Linked DNA regions of Homo sapiens: region 1 is linked to region 2. A link is a contact called in ENCODE Hi-C data. All regions are on one chromosome and are shown on one strand. Each heading gives the region's core, a stretch centred on a gene start or an enhancer-like site at or near the end of the contact. The rest is flanking DNA. Distances are from core to core; before and after follow the strand shown.

Region 1 (2,700 bases), core at 35-2,534, 590 kb after region 2:
CGACTCTTTTTTTCTTTTTCATTCCATAAACTTGCTGTGCCTCCATGGTTTAATATATGATGTTTATGGAATCTTCCCCCATTTACCAAAACCCTACCTTTCTGCAAAGCTGAGTTTAAATGTTACTTCTGTGAAGGCACTCTACCAAAAACTAAGAACATAGAAGTTGGCGACAAATGCTTAACCAAAGTAAATGAAACAACTTTTGGGAGACTGGCTTGCCCAAGGATCACAGAGTTCATAAATGGTAGAGCTGAGATTAGAATACGCGTCTCCTGAATCCAAATCTCATCTTTCCATTATCGTAAAATAGTTCAGTGTTTGTTGCTCACACATCAAATGCAAACATGTTTCTCTTTTGCCCCAGTAGGTGCGTGGAGGAAGAGGAGAAAGAAGTAAGAAAGATAGCAAAAATTGAAGAAATGAGAAGGGGAAGTTGCAGACTGCCTCATTTTCACAATGGGATCTTTCTATCCAAGAAGAAATGATCAGAAAACAACTCTCTGCCTCAGACAAATGGCGACTGACTCATTTATACATTCATTCATTCAACATTCTGAGTGCCTACTATGTTCCAGGACCTGAACACACCGCTAGAGACACAGGGATGAACAAAACACAATCCCTACCCACAAAAAGCTCCTTGCCTAGTGGAACTACTACCTTTTTAACAGCAGTAACTTTAATATCTTGAGATTTCTTGAGAGGAGACCCAGTAACCAATTTTCAAAGCCAGGCTCACAGACCAGCAGCCCGGAGGTCCCAGCCCAGCTCCACCACATCCAGGGCAGTACCTCGCAGCTCTCAGTAGATCGGATCTTGTCTCCCGGCTTAGCGCCGGGGAACTCACCGCGCACTAAGAGCGGAACGTGAACTTCAGTCTCCCCTCGCGTTCCTCCCCTTCCTTGCTGACGTCATCCAGGAGAGCCGCAGACTGGAAACAACGCTACTAACGGCACTTCCTCATCACGTGACGAGTCACGCCCCTCCTTCCGCGTGGTCCCTCCCCCTCAGGCCGCGGTCGCGATTACGCTCTCTACGGCCTGCGACCGCAGGGCCGTTGCGGGCTGGAGACACGGCGCCGACTGGAACCGGAGGAGCTCTAGGCCAAATGGTTGGGCCAGCCAGGATCCCAGGACCCTTCGCCGCTCGAGACCGGAGAGAGGAAACGAAACAGGCGGGAACCCGTGGGGGAGGGAGGGAACTAGCGGAAGGTGTCATGGCGGCCGCGCTCTTGAGTCACGTGCCCAGGGCCCGCCTTGCTACTTCCGGTCACGTGCCCTCAGACTCCTCGCAGCCAGCGATGGAGGCGAGACCCCCTAGTAACAGAGGCGGTGGCTACTGCTGCGGCCACTGGGTTTCGGCCTCTTCCCAGCAGCGGCTCTAAGAAGCGCAGCGGAACTCGACCGGATCCAACCCAGTTAGTTACTTCCTGTCTAGAGTTGTAGCTTCCACCTGGTAAGTTTAGACCGAAGAATGCAGGCGGGCGGGTGGGTGGGCGGGTGAGGAGCTGACAGGCCTGGGGGCCGCTGGACGGCGTGGATTCTACCCCTGTTCCCAGCGTCGCTGTCGCCGTCCTCCCAACGCCCAAGCCTGGCGTCTTGTTTGCCCTTATCCCGAGGCGAGGAAGAGGCGACCCCTAATCTACTTGTCTAAAGGAAACCTGCTCTTAAATTGAGAGCAGGTTTACCCAAAGCCAGGATCAGATTTGGCTTATGAGAATGAAGTGGAGGCCTCTCCCAGACAGAGAAGCCCTTCCCGTCAGGAAATGTGCTGTTGAGTCTGGGATTCTGTAAGAGAAAAGCTGTCACCTTGTTGTCTGCACACCTTTTGCTTCCACCTGTCAATCTTACCTCTCTTAAAAACCTTAACACGTGCCAGTCCACACACTCCTAGTTTTGGTCATTTGATTGTCGTGTAATGATGAAAAATAGACCATGAGTACCTGGATATATGTAATTATTTTGTAAATCCCCCAGTGTTCTCAAAGGCCAAATTAAATAAGGAGGTGACTTTTCTTATTTTTTTTTAAGAGACAGAGTCTTGTTCTGTCGTCCTGGCTGGAATGCAGTGGCGTGATAATAGCTCACTGTAACCTCGAATTCCTGGGCTCAAGCGATTCTCCTGCCTAGACCTCCCAAAGCGCCAGAATTATGCTACAGTGCCTGGCCCCAAATGACTCCTAAACTCCAATTTTAGCATCAGTAAAATGGGGATGGGGAAAGAAGATATGAAAAATACACCCTTTGTCCATTTGAAGACCCAGTCTTAAAAACAAAAACAAAAAAAAAACTGAGTGGTTTGAATGAAATGTGCTTTGCAGTGAGTATTGACTCCATACAAACCAATATCCAGACTTGTGATTTTCAAACATTTTAAAGGAGTGGAACAATTTCTCCCCATGAATTTTTATCTGGAACCCAATATATAAAGCAGCATGCTCTGGTGGAACTAAATTTAAAAGGGCCAGGCCCCACCACCCCACTTAACTTCTATCCTAGAGGCCACTCCTTGGAACACAGTTTGAAAACCACTGAACTGGACTTAGGTAATTAAGCCAAAGTTGCCAACCTTAAGATTTTTTAAAAGACAAAACCAGAGCAGTTGAGATGGAGAGGTCACAACCGCAGGGAAGGTAACCTCTAGTAGCAGGCCTTGGACTTAGAGAAGGACTAAACTCTGGAGAGAACTTTGTACCTG
Region 2 (2,700 bases), core at 201-2,700:
CCCCTTGTCCTATTCCCATCTGTCAATCCTTGCCCTGCCCCTCTCCACCCCTTCAAGCCTTTTACCCACCACACACAGATTTTCCTGTGGCTAGATTGGGATTCCCCTGGCCAAGTAAGGAGAGCGATGTCTGTGGCACAGCTTTGTCCCCAGGCTCACAACGGCATCTGTGGGTCAGGGTAGAGGGACAGCTGTCTGCACAGTTAGAAAGTGCCAGCAGTAATAAAAGCCTCATATCTTCTTAATTAAATCGCCCTTTGCCCAGGCATCCTGTGTTCGATTGGGTTGAGCTGGGATCAATAAGCCTCTTTCCCACCCCAGCCACCCCTGGAGACGGGCCTGACCTCCCCAGTCCTGCCTAGGCCCACCTGGCCACCTCCCCAGAAGGCTGGGAGCTTCTCAAGGCCAGAGGCTGGGTCAGATTCATCTCTTGTGTCCTTGTGCCTGGGACGGATCCTGAAACAAGTAAGGAGTAAAGGAGTGATTGCTTTACTGAGTAAACCAAGGCACTAGCAGCAGGCATGGGCCAGGAAGGCTTTGAGGTTCAAACTGGAACTCCCACCCCCAGGACCAACTGTGAAGATGGAGGAATCACAGCAAGCAGCAGCTCCCACCCAGCTCCCAGACATAACACCAGCTTATCACCCAGGGCAGTTGAAGCCCTAGGAAGTGCGGGGTGGGGGTGTCAGTGCTCAGGGAAACTACGAGCAGTTGCTGCTTCTGACCTCTGAGGGCAGAAGGTCCTTTTCATAAGGGGTCTCCACCTAGGGATCCAGGGTTAGTGTGGGAGAGTCCGTGAGCTTGGATGGATGTGGCACTCATGGGAGACTCCCTCTGTCTGAAGCTATAAAGGGCCCAGGGTCAGTAAGGAGTCCAAAGGGGTTAATAGGGGTCCAGGATTGATTGTTAGTGGAGGGCGTAGAGGATAACGTGGTGTGTGTGTGTGTGTGTGTGTGTTGGGGTTCATGCAAGACATTACCCATGGAAGGAACATGGGGCCTCCAGGTTCCGCGAGAAGGGTCGGTATTAAAGGATTCCTTGGAGCGGTCAGCACTGGTCCGGGCCAGGGTGTCTCTGATGACAAAACTCCGGGAGAGCTTTGTCTCACCAGGGATCAGATGGTCCCTGGTTTGGAAGGCAAGGGGAGGGTGCCAACGCCCTTCTCACCTCAGTCTGACCCGGGGGCGCGGGCCCAGACGTCTCTCGGAGCCCCCGCCCCTGGAGTGGCGTTCCCCGAGGGCGGACCGTGGGCGGGTCCCCCGGGAGCAGCAGGAGCCGCGCGGGGCGGGCGCCCCCAGCGCCGAGGTTGAGGGAGGCCGGGCTCGGTGCGGGGCTGGGAGGGGGGCGCGGAATCAGGGCTTTTTAGGACCCAGCGCGGCGCCTTCCTCCGGGGGCGAGTGCGGCTGCGCGCGCCGTGTGCCCGTGTCCGGAGAGCGGCGGGCTGGACGCGGACCGCGCGAACGAGCAGGCGACGGGCGAGCAGCAAGCGGAGCAGCAGCCCGGGCGGCAGCAGCGTCGCGGCGGCGGCGGCAGCGGCCGCTCCGCGCCTCGCCTCACCGGCCTCGCTGGCCTCACCTCGCCGCGCCCGGACCCGCCACCCCCGCCTCCCCGCCCGACCTCCGCAGCCCCCGTCTCGGCCGGCAGCGCCCACCGCCTGCCCGAAGCGAGGAGCGGAGTGCGGGGCGCAGAGGCACCGGAGCCAGTGCCCGCCGGCCCCGCAAATCAAACCCAGCCAGGAGAACCCCCGCCTGGCCCCGTGCAGCTCCGCGACCGCCGGGAGCTGTCCCTTCAGCACCGCCGCGGGAGCCCAAGTCCGAGCGCAGCCCAGCGGAACCCCAGCTCGAGCCCGGGCTCACGGAGAGCAGCGCTCGGCGTTAGCCGCACGAGCAACACCCCGGGTGCCCCTGCCCAGGGGGCCCGCCATCTCCTCCAGGAGGCGGGGAGAAGGAACGAGGAGGGCGGGCGGGCAGGCGGGCCCGCCGCCGGGGGGAGCAGGCAGCCAAGCAAGGAGAGAGGGAGGGGGCCGGAGCCCGCCCTGCGTCCCGAGCTGCAGCCCGGCCACGCAGGGAGGAAGGCAGGCGGCATCCATCTCCCCCGCGCCGAGAGCGCGCCGCGGCGACCACCTCACAGAGGAGCGCGAATTTCCCGGCCCTGTCTCCTCCCCTCCCCCTCCTGGGGGCTGGCCTCTAGTCCGGCCCCGGGAGCGGCTGACCTTTCCCCCAAAAGCTTTGTGCCGATTTCTCCATTTTCCCGCGGAGATGGGGACGGGAGCCCGGCCCCCCAACCCATTTTCCCCACCTCCCGGGGCTCGCTGCTGAGCCCGCCCCCCTCCCTCTTTCCCCCTCACTCCCTCCCTCCCTCCCTTTCTCCCTCCCTTTCTCCCTCCCTTCTTTCCTCCTCTGCCTCCTCCGCTGCCGGACCAGCTCCCTCCCACATCTGGCTCCTAGAGACCCCTGGGATCCCGCGCACATTCCCCTGGACCGGCACCCGACAAAGCGCCCGGAGAGGCTTGGCTCGCTCGTTGGGGTGGCCAGAGCCGCAGGCCTCTGTTCCCCCCGACGGCTGGGGGGAGGGGGGAAGAGGGCGCGCGCCCCCCTCCCCGGCGCCAACTCCCCCTGGCGGCCGCTCCCATGGGTGTCGCTGGGCCGCGCCATGCCTAAGGGGGCGCCGCGATGGGCCAAGGGGACGAGAGCGAGCGCA

Evidence for each region. Hi-C counts contacts between places; a loop is a spot of excess contacts on that map.
Region 1: a map of IMR-90 shows a loop between it and region 2 (6-fold over the local background). The contact joins the promoter of GTF2H1 here to the promoter of KCNC1 in region 2. A Hi-C loop is called at or near these places in 1 of 168 maps with a recorded cell type or tissue (IMR-90).

The regions. Positions count from the first base shown.
Region 1 is chr11:18,321,283-18,323,982 of GRCh38, forward strand. GTF2H1 (general transcription factor IIH subunit 1) reads left to right here and starts at 1,285. Exons shown (of 15, transcript NM_005316.4): 1 at 1,285-1,458. It overlaps HPS5 (HPS5 biogenesis of lysosomal organelles complex 2 subunit 2), which reads right to left and starts at 858. Exons shown (of 23, transcript NM_181507.2): 1 at 664-858. RefSeq lists enhancers at 356-1,305, 443-1,642, 533-832, 843-1,262.
Region 2 is chr11:17,733,331-17,736,030 of GRCh38, forward strand. It overlaps KCNC1 (potassium voltage-gated channel subfamily C member 1), which reads left to right and starts at 1,451. Exons shown (of 4, transcript NM_001112741.2): 1 at 1,451-2,700. The coding sequence starts at 2,673. RefSeq lists a silencer at 1,291-1,390.